Linked DNA regions of Homo sapiens: region 2 is linked to region 1. Evidence: read pairs that join two places in POLR2A ChIA-PET (ENCODE). Cell type or tissue: Caco-2. All regions are shown on one strand. Links, peaks and the distances in the headings refer to the core of each region. The heading gives the core; the rest is flanking DNA.

Region 1 (5,372 bases), core at 176-5,175:
TTGAACTACTGACCTCAAGTGATCTGCCTGCCTTAGCCTCCCCAAATGCTGGGATTACAGGCATGAGCCACCGTGCCCGGCCTGAATTTTATAAAGCTTTTAATGTGCACTTCATGGCAGGCTGGTACCAAGCTGAATTGTGATTCACCAACTGACCAAAACAGTGCCATGATTATTGGTCTTCAACATCAAAATTGTTTCTGATCTATGGCCCAAAATGCCTTCTGACCCAATCCCAGCAAACTTTGCTCATAGCAGAATTGTACATAAAAATAGTATCTTTCGGCCGGGCATGGTGGCTTATGCCTATAATCCTAGCACTTTGGGAGGCTGAGGCAGGTCAATCACTTGAGGTCAGGAGTTTGAGACCAGCCTAGCCAACGTGGTGAAACCCCATCTCTAGTTAAAATACAAAAATTAGCCAGGTGTGATGGCACACGCCTGTAGTCCCAGTTACTCAGGAAGCTGAGGCAGGAGAGTTGCTTGAACCTGGGAGGCGGAGGTTGCGGTGAGCCAAGATTGTGCTACTGCACTCCAGTCTGGGTGACAGAGGAAGACTGTCTCAAAAGTGAAAAGTAGGCTGGGCACAGTGGCTAACACCTGTAATCCTAGCACTTTTGGAGGCCAAGGCAGGTGAATCACCTGAGGTTAGGAGTTTGAGACCAGCCTGGCCAACATGGTGAAACCCCGTCTCTACTACAAATACAAAAATTAACTGGGCATGGTGACACACACCTGTAATCCCAGCTACTCAGGAGGCTGAGGCAGGAGAATTGCTTGAACCTGGGAGGCGGAGATTGCAGTGAGCCAAGATTGCGCCATTGCACTTCTGCCTGGGCAACAAGAGTGAAACTCTGTCTCAAAAAAAAAAAAAGTAATATCTTTTTTTTTTTTTTTTTTTTTTTTTCACATTTCTCACCTGCACACACAAAAAGTAATATATTAATCAGGTATGTAAATGTTCTGCTTTGGGTCTGACTTAAACTAAGCTGAAGCAGTAATTTAATAAAAGGAGTATCCTAAAGAACAAACAAACCAGCAAAATTAGGTCAGATGAAAATCTTTTTATTCTCAAAATTGTTTTTCAGTTCGGTAAATATTTTGAGTGTGTATGCATACGGTATTTAGTTTGCAAACATATATGTTTTTTTCTTTAAGCTAAAAAAAAAAACCCACAAAAAAGTAGTATGTTCCAGACTAACCCAGCATATTATTTCTTAAAACTATTTGAATTGTAATATTTTTTTAATTGTTGATATCCGCATTGTTTAAGATAACTAGGTCATAATAACCTATTTTGCTGAAATTTGTGGTTTGTAAAAACTAAAGTTTCCTTATTACTTGGTTTTTCTGGAACAAATTGGTATCCTGATTTGTAAGTTTGATATTTGGTCAAATGATTAAAATTGTTTAAAAAGGACTATGTATTGTTTCTATGCTTTTAGGTTAAATTCATAGGGGAAAAGTGCCCTTACTACCTAAGAATCTGCTAGCTGTGTGTGAATTTGGCCTAGTTTCAGTTTTAACTGGGTTAGTTTGACCAGCAGCAGATGTACACCTTGAGACCTTCTTCCTTGATGTTGGTGGAGAGTGATCCTTAGAGATAGACGGAGGTTAACTAGAAAATTGTAAGGCACTTTTGCAAATACATTGCAGAACAGCTTTGCCAATAGCAGGAGATAAGAATGAATGCCAACAGGGTTATCTTCTTCCTTTGAGATGCTGCCTTGGAAGTGATGTTCTCTTTGCAGACATTTGAAGAGACTTCACATTCTGCTATCAGGGATGTTCCAAAAGCTAGTTTGATCTTCTCTTCCTGTTTTTTTTTTTTTCAACTGGAATGTTTACATACCCTTCAGGGCAGTGTTAAACAGCAAAAGCAAATTGGCTTTTTACTTTCAAATCAATATTTGTATAATTATATAGCCAAATGGAATTGTAGGTCTAGACATCTGTAATATTAATCTACATCTACTGGAGCATATTACAGCAGTTACATTTGAATTTGCTGTTTAACATCTCTCTGGTGCAGCAATGCGTGACTGTAAAGGAAACTGTTTTTGTTTTATAGCTGTAACTGTCCTGGTGCATGACAGCTGCCCCAAAGGTATCCCCCTTTGATTGCCTTCTGTTCAGGAGCTTTCAGTGTTAGTGTTACATCTGGAGCCAGGTGACTAATGAGTTACATATTCCATAGCAGATGCCACTGGCTAAGCCAAAAGTAAGTGGCCTATTGAATAGGAATTGCTACCCACAAAGTTCTCATCAGAGTGACAAACATATCCAGGATCTGCTCCTAGTTATTTTCAGCTGGATTTGCCCATAGTTCAGCTGGTTCCTTAATTATGAATTTCAAATAAAGCTAACCGTAGGACTCATTTATTAGAGCAGTTATACTCTGTTTGGTGCTTGAATTATTAAAGATTCCCCCTTTCCTCAGAATTTATCCAGTTGGCGAAGGACTTTGAGGATTTCCGTAAAAAGTGGCAGAGGACTGACCATGAGCTGGGGAAATACAAGGATCTTTTGATGAAAGCAGAGACTGAGCGAAGTGCTCTGGATGTTAAGCTGAAGCATGCACGTAATCAGGTGGATGTAGAGATCAAACGGAGACAGAGAGCTGAGGCTGACTGCGAAAAGCTGGTGTGTATTGTTTTCCGTGCTAGAACAGTGATGATGCAGGAGGGGGAAGGCATTGTCTGACAGTTTCCACTTGCCAAATATACCTAGTTTCTTCTTCCACATTAAAGAACTGAAAGTGACCTGTTCTTTAACAGCTTGCCCATGATTAGAGCTGAAATTGCAGACTAGGAATCTTGTTCTTCATAATTTGAAATTTAAATGTTTTTGTCACTTAGACTTGAAACTTACTTAACAGACAGATTTCAAATGAGAACTTAAAGAATTAGAGGAAAAGGGAGGGAGGGAGATCCTAACGTACTTGATCTGTCACAAGTTATTGGCCATCCTTCATTGTTTATTTTAAGTGCTACCCGGAATATCCATCCTTACATGAGTAGCTGGTACTTTGTCATACATACAGGCAAGACAACTGTGACTCTTCTTTTCATCACCCCTCTCTAATTCAGGGTAAAAGGCTAGATGTATTCAACCAGTTGAGCAATGTGACTGACACAGAACACTATCATTTTGATGTGCCAGGATGGGTCATAATGCAAAGGAAAGCCTTTACTGGGAGGGACTAATCCATCTTGGTATACAGTGTTAGATGCCTCAGTAAACTCAAATTGTCTGGTTCCAGTGCATTATAGCTTTGTATCCATTTTAATGCATTTTGCTCCACTACTTTGAGAGGTGGGTGGCTGCTTTGATCCGTAGAAGCCAATATTTGTCCTGATAAAATGACACTAAAGTGTTTTTGCTATGTGAAATCTATTTTGGGACTCTCATTTTGCATTATTCTCCTCTTGGATTAGCAGGTTAATCCAAAAGTCTTGTAGCAGAAACTTCGCTGTTCTAGATGTAGTTCATTTTACCAGTCAGAAATCAGAGACACAATCTGGGTTTGATGTGAATTAATATGCTATTGGTGTAGCAGCCTTCCTGAAGGTCCATTTGCATAATGCTGCATTTTAATGTCTTCTGGTCTGCCTGTCCCATAAACTTGAGGTGAAGCTTTCTCCCCTGGCTAGTTATGATGTTTTACTTTGCTTTGGTCTGTAGGAACGACAGATTCAGCTGATTCGAGAGATGCTCATGTGTGACACATCTGGCAGCATTCAACTAAGCGAGGAGCAAAAATCAGCTCTGGCTTTTCTCAACAGAGGCCAACCATCCAGCAGCAATGCTGGGAACAAAAGGTGGAGGAACTGCATCTGTTGTTATCCTATCACAAGCAACACAGGCTGTCAGATATTCTTGTTATCTGAATTCTTAAATATACTTCTTCTAGAATGTGTGCTGAAAAAAGCAGAAAAAGATTTTGTGGGGAGAGTAGGTGGGGAATAAAGGCACAGGGATGTCCCTGTATATTTTATTTTATTTTATTTTTAAATCTTTCCTAAGGATGTTGTTTCACCATGGATACAATTTTGATGTTGGTGCTAAATTGCACATCAATAACTAATCCTGTGCATTGCTAAGAAACCCAAAGGTGAAAGTGGCAGTTCAGCAATACTTTCAGTGTTTACTCTCCAGAGAGCTCTTACAGCTCTTCTGGTTTAGAAAGGCCTCTGTGAGCCAAGACCAGACAATAATTTTGGTTCCACTGCACCACTGTTTAAAATAGTCTCAACCAGGCTTTGAATTTAACATCCCCAGTACAATATGTAGGGAAAGGTCAGCTATTTATTTTGTTGCCTGGTTGTTTTATGGGGAATCTTTATAACTAAGAAGATGTACAGGCTTAATTTCTTAAAAAGTCAGTGTTGGGTAATACTCTTGTTTGTAGAAACCAGCACAGTTGGGATCAAATTAAACTTCATTCCCTTGATTTTGTGAATTTGGAGTAGCCTGTAATACAAACTCGGTAGAGAATAGCACCCATAACCCTGACTAACTTTCAACTGCCCTTATAAGGTCTTTGCTGAAAAAGCAACTGTGTTGCACCTGTACTCATGCACACACACTCCTCCGTGGAAACCATACAAAGTAGCCTACCACAGGGTTTGAGATTGTAATTGTCTCTATAGTGAAGATTTTGCTATGAAATTAACTGATGTTACCTGACCAGTAGGACTTGTTCTGAATGTTGGTGAATTTTACATTCCACAGTCTACCATGTCTAACGTTGTATTGTTTCACTGATCTAGACTATCAACCATTGATGAATCTGGTTCCATTTTATCAGATATCAGCTTTGACAAGACTGATGAATCACTGGTAATAAACATTTGATCTCTGAGAATTACCTACTTTTCTTACCTCTGCTTCCCCAGGAATATCTCTCCTGTCTTCTCTTCTGAACATCCTATATTACTATTTTATTAGTTGATGTGTTATAGATTCTGAGCTAGCAATTTAAAATATAAATCCACATGAGCTATAAGAGGCTGGCTTATATATTAGTTTCTGAAGTGAGAATATATAATTCAGAATTTGGCATAAGTTGAGTTCATTTAATAGATCTCTGTGTGCCACATGTACTAACTGATTATATTTTGACTTATTAAAGCCCCAGCTAATAATAAAAATATTAGCAAGACTGTATGTCGTCAGGGTTTATTTGCTGCTCTTAAATAGACTTGTGCCTTATTTCTGAATTAGTTTGGTTCTTGGGGAAAGCATAGTCATACTTCACAATTAGAAGGAAACCAAGGTCCTGGGATTTCAGCCAGAAAAGTGTGATTAGAGTTTCTAGGCACTATATAATGCTTTCATCAACAATGGTTAACATGTTAAACTATTTGTTG
Region 2 (5,372 bases), core at 245-5,244, 120 kb after region 1:
ATCCTGGGTGTGCTGAGGACAGACGCTGAGTGGGGATGGAGGAAGAAGGGAAGCAGGGTGGATTGAGGACCAGGAAGACTGGGCTGGGGATGTCCAATGTGAGGTCCCTGGCGGGGCAGGGGTGTTTTCACCCCACTTCTTCCACAAACACATTCCATCTTCTCTTTCCAAATGGGCTTAATCTTGCCCGTTCCCCATCCACTGTCTTTTTTCATTGTGAATTTTTTAAGGGGTTTGCTTGAGGCATCCTAGAGCTATGGTAATGAAGAAGAGTGGAGGGTCTTAGAAGTGGGGAGCAGGGCCGCAGAAGAAAGGAAGGGACAGCTGGCACAGAGCCTGAAGCTGGCAGTAGGGACACTCCTTAGCCAGGCCTGACTCCCGAAAGTCAGTGTGTGTGGGGGTGACATAGACAAAGAGTTGAGGGGTACCTGCAAGGGGTGGAGACCTGAGCTGGACCTCGAGGGTGCCTGGGCCCCTGCGTCTGAGTTTGGAACATTCCTTTACCCTGCTTCTCCTTTCAGACCCTGTCCATGGCCTACCTCACTGGGATGCTGTCCAGGTAAAGGGAACAGGTGGAAGGAGAGAAGGACCATAGGCCAGGCTTGGAGCCAGGCACCAGCCACACCCGAGGGGAGCTGCCCCACACACATGGGAGCATGTGGATGGGCCCGGGGGCTCAGGCATGCAGGAGGCTTTGGCCTAGGGTCCTCTGCTTGAGCACTCAGCTGGACAGTGACCCCAAGACCTGGCCCGGTGGATAGGGGGTGGGGAGCAAGGTGGCTCCTCCCAAACAGTAGCTTACAAGCCCCAAGACTCATGACCTGCAGTTACTTGTAAACCACCTCCAGGCCCGGCACAAACCCCTCCCCACTCCCACTCCCACCTCATCAAGATCCTTCTAATTTGATTTTGAGTCTAAGCCTGTTGGGAGGGGCAGGGCCCAACAGAAAGGCTGGGGAGGCAGACAGAGGGATCTGGGGAAAGGGCACCAGACTGGGGCCAGGGATCCCAAGACCAGGTCCTGGCAGAAGAGAGGGGCCTGCTAGGAGGGTGGGGGAGACCAGATGCCCTGCCTGAGAGCTGACCCCTCGGCCTGACGGTCCTCAGCTACTACAACACCACCTCCGTGCTGCTGTGCCTGGGCATCACGGCCCTTGTCTGCCTCTCAGTCACCGTCTTCAGCTTCCAGACCAAGGTCAGCTCTGGGGCCTGCAGGCAGGGACCCCTGGCCTGAGGCTGAGCAGGGGAAGGCAGATGGGGTGGGGGCCTCAGAGCTCGGACCTGGGGCTGGGGAGAGAAGTAAAGGGGGTGAGTTGGGTTTGGGGAAGCCACCTGATGAGGGGGAGGAGGGGAAGGAATGCCAGGTTCTTGGGGTAAGCACAAGACTGTGGCCTGCTGTATGGGCTCAGCCTGTAGTTGGGGCCCCAGGAAGGTCAGGCCGCTCCTGCAGCTAACCCCATCCTGTCCCCACAGTTCGACTTCACCTCCTGCCAGGGCGTGCTCTTCGTGCTTCTCATGACTCTTTTCTTCAGCGGACTCATCCTGGCCATCCTCCTACCCTTCCAATATGTGAGTCTCTGGGTCCCCCAGCAGGCCCCATGGGGAGGGAGGGGCCCCACTGGCCCAAGGTGCCGTTCCCTCCCCTATCCGCCAGGGAAGGCCAGGAGCCAAGGCCCCACAGCCTGCCATCCTGTGCGGCCCCTCCTGGCACCTGCCACAGGCGTGCTGGCAGTGTAAGCAAACAAGGAGGCTTTTCTTGTCAGGCCTGGGTACCTGCCTGGCTCCACAAGCCACATCCGGCTTCACTTTTCCCGTCCTCCTCTGTGGGGTGGAGGTGAGATTGAGGGTAGGGTGTGGAGCATTTAAACCCTGGGCAGGGAAGGGAGTACTGGGGCTCCATGAGGCCCGCCAGACCCAGAGGGGCCTTGAAGAAGGGTCTTCTGGGGCTCCTGGGGGATCAGCCAAGTCCAAAGAGGCAGAATCTAGCTGGCCAGGCAGGCGGGACGTGGGGCAGCGGGGCTCGGAGTATACCCACATCCTTAGAGCATCCACCAGCTGGCGGCCAAGTCTCAGCTCTTTTAGAGGTGTCCAGCCTGCCCTGGGGAATCCAACTGAGACTCTGCAGGCACCCAGGCCCCTGCATGTGGAGAAGGGGCAGATTGGGGTCATCACAGGAAGGCCTTGAGATCTGAATCCTGGGAACCCAAGAGATGAGCTGTTGGACCGCTGCTGGGGGCCCAGTGCTTATACCCCTCACCCCCATAGCCACACATGGTACACAGTCCCCCACTGCCCTTTTCTAGTAGGGCTGCGAGCAGTTGTCCTCACATCCCCCTCCCCACCTCCATCCTGCCCAGCCCCAGCCTCCGGGCACTTGGCGTCCAGTCCAGGACGTCAGGATTGGTGCTGGCATTTCCTTGGCTCTTCCCAGGATCCTGTTGACAAAGGGAGGGGCCAGAGCTGGCCTGGGGGCCCTCTGTGTGTCTAGGATGGGGAGGAGTGTTACAGGAAGGGGCCACGGAACTTCAAAGAACCCTTTATTGACCCAGGTCTGGTTGATGGGTTGCCTTTGTTTCCGAGTCTTCTGGAGGAGGGCCCCATGGAGGGCCCTAGTGCGGTGCCTCCTGCAGAGTTTCCCCCACAGCTGGCTGCTCCAGACCTGGAGGAAGACTCAGGGGGCAGAGAGTGGGGAGGTGCTGTTCCAGCCTGTGCTGTTCCAGCTGTTCCTCCACCATGCACAGCTGGCAGAGACTCCAGATGCCCCCCCAACACACCCCTGAGGTCAAGTCTTTGTCCCCTTCTACCTGAGTTCCTTGCCTCCAAGGCAGAGCCCAGGAGTGCCCTGACACAAGGACAGACAGATCCTATGCTGGACAGGGATGAACGCACACTGGGAGGCGGGAGCAGCCTCAAGCAGTCCCAGGCTAGAGGGAGGACAGGGCCCACCGAGAGTCATCTTCATCTGCCCTGAGCCCAGGGCTGTGTGCTGCGGGAAGAACGACCAGGCTCGGGGGAGTTCTCCCACCAGTCCCACCAGGATCGCTCTTATCCCGGGCCTCACTTCACCCACCCTGGGCACACAGAGAATCAGGGGCCACTGTCAGTCCTGGGGCTCCTTAGGGAGCTCTGGGCAGGGCTACCCCGTGTCCTCCATTCTCTGGACTGAACCCTCCTCCCTGCCCCTCTGACTGCTGCCCCTTCTTGTCGTCCCTAAGCCCATTTTTCCTCTGCCGCAGGTGCCCTGGCTCCATGCAGTTTATGCAGCACTGGGAGCGGGTGTATTTACATTGGTGAGTGTGGTCTAGCTCCTTGGCAGCCTCCTTCCCAGCATCCTGACCATCACCCCAGTCCCCTTCTCCTCCCATCTTCCTCACAGCCCTCTTCCCTGGATCCTCGGGAGCACCTGCGGGTAGGGCTAGGCTCGGTGCTGCGTTTGTTTGTTTGTTCATTTGGGGGATTCTACCTGGTTTCCAGGACAGACCGGCTGACCTGGGCAGGAGGGAAGATTGTAACAGCAGGATGGAAGCTGTAGACAGAGGCAAAGCTGGGAAGAGGCATCCCTTCCTCCAGGGGAGGGGCAGCGGTGCTTGCGGGGGCGAGAGAGTGGGGGTATCCTGGCCATGTGGACCAAGTTAGTAGTTACCCTCCTAGGGGCAATCAGGGAAGGCTTCTTGGAGCCAGGGAGATTCCAGGTACCCTGAGAGAGAGACTGTTAGATTGAGCATGTTCTTTGCTGTTCTCACGAAACTGAGAATGTTGATGATGATGATTACGGTTAGGATAACAGTAACAGCTAATATTTATTGAACACTTGCTTCCCCCCAGCCAGCTCTCCATAGCATTTAATTGTCATCTTAAGTCTATAAGATAGGTTCTACTGTTAATAAATTAAGATGGGGAGGCCGGTCACGGTGGCTCACGCCTATAATCCCAGCACTTTGGAAGGCTGAGGAGGGCGGATCATGAGGTCAGGAGATCAAGACCATCCTGGCTAACATGGTGAAACCCCGTCTTTACTAAAAATACAAAAAAAATTAGCCGGGTGTGGTGGCGGGCGCCTGTATTCCAGCTACTCCGGAGGCTGAGGCAGGAGAATGGTGTGAACCCGGGAGGCAGAGCTTGCAGTGAGCCGAGATCGCGCCACTGCACTCCAGCCTGGGCAACAGAGTGAGACTCCGTCTCAAAAATAATAATAATAATAAATAAATTAAGATGGGGAAACTGAAGCTCAGAGATATCAAATAACATGCCCAAGGTCACACAGCATCCTAGGAAGTGATAGGGCCAAACTGGGAACCTGGACAGTCTGATGTGTGTCCCCCTTGGGGTCTGAGGCTAAGTGGGGAGTGGCCGGAAGCAGATGCCCAGGAGGCAAGAGATGACCACGGACAGACACCTGCCTGGAGCTGCCCAACACAGGCCTCCTGCTCAGGTGGGCCCCACGCACCCGAATGCAGTCGTGTTTTAGGACCCACCCAGTTGGGCAAGCTTGTGCTGGTGACATCCTCTCGGAAAGGCATTCAAGGTCAACATTTATTGACAATGGAAGCAGTAACCAGACTCTCCCCTCCCTCGCTGGAACGTTCAGCTCAATTCAAGTGGCCAGAGTTGCAGCTTAGTCAAATTTCCGGAGGCTTGTGGGCGACAGGCTGAGGGGGCTGAAATGGGGGAAGGGATGGGGAGAGAGCTGTGAGCAGAGGTTTTGGGGGCTTTGGATAGGGATCAAGCCTGAGTGAGGGTGTGGCAGGTTCATTCACGCGTCCTCTCCGCAGGTCTTTATAGAGCACCTACTGTGTGTGATGTGCAGCACGGCTGCCCAGATGCCTGGTCAGCAGGGAGAGTGCAGTGCGTGGTGCAGAGTAGCACACAGCCAGTATTGTAGAATGAATAAATGACCTCCAGGCTTGGAACTGGAGGGCTGAGATCTAGATGAGAAAACTGAACTCCAGAGAAATGGAATGATTTGTCCATGGTTTCCCGGCAAGATAATGGCTCAATGTGGTCTTGATCAAGACTAAAGTGTCAGCTTACCCCAGGCTACCTAGGACTTTTCCAGTTTCAGCACTGAAAGCCCCACTTCTTGAGGAGCCCCTAAATCCTGGGCAAACTGGGAGCCTGGCCACCAGAAGACACTAACTTTTCTCAGACCCCGCACCATGCTCTTCCCTCCAGGCAATACTTCCTAAAGAAAGGTTTCAAAGGATGTGGTGGGGAATCGGACTAGGAGAGAAAGAGGAGGGCCACATTCGGGAGAGCTAGTCTGGGCAACAGCGCCTGGAGGCCCTAGAGGGAGGCATTTGCAGGGGACAGAAGAGGGGCCAAGCCAGGGCAGACAGTCTGGTGATGTTGGAGGCAGTGAGCACCCATGGGGG

What was found. Peaks named below come from ENCODE experiments on the same cell type or tissue, not always from the same donor. Only the 100,000 strongest peaks of a DNase experiment are listed, where the experiment ranks them.
Region 2: POLR2A ChIA-PET joins it to region 1 with 7 read pairs; 2 of 35 experiments call an interaction of 5 or more read pairs at or near these places.

What each region holds. Positions count from the first base shown.
Region 1 is chr12:50,003,705-50,009,076 of GRCh38, reverse strand. RACGAP1 (Rac GTPase activating protein 1) reads left to right here. Exons shown (of 17, transcript NM_001319999.2): 3 at 2,441-2,643; 4 at 3,685-3,821; 5 at 4,773-4,842. Among named protein-coding and RNA genes, the nearest start is that of RACGAP1, 19 kb to the left of the region's middle. In Caco-2, for the core only: no CTCF peak of the experiment used is centred there; no DNase peak of the experiment used is centred there.
Region 2 is chr12:49,885,304-49,890,675 of GRCh38, reverse strand. FAIM2 (Fas apoptotic inhibitory molecule 2) reads left to right here. Exons shown (of 12, transcript NM_012306.4): 8 at 522-559; 9 at 1,108-1,195; 10 at 1,474-1,569; 11 at 3,237-3,290. Among named protein-coding and RNA genes, the nearest start is that of FAIM2, 16 kb to the left of the region's middle. RefSeq lists enhancers at 1,249-2,037, 2,038-2,826, 2,827-3,615. In Caco-2, for the core only: no CTCF peak of the experiment used is centred there; a DNase peak (open chromatin) is centred at 2,485.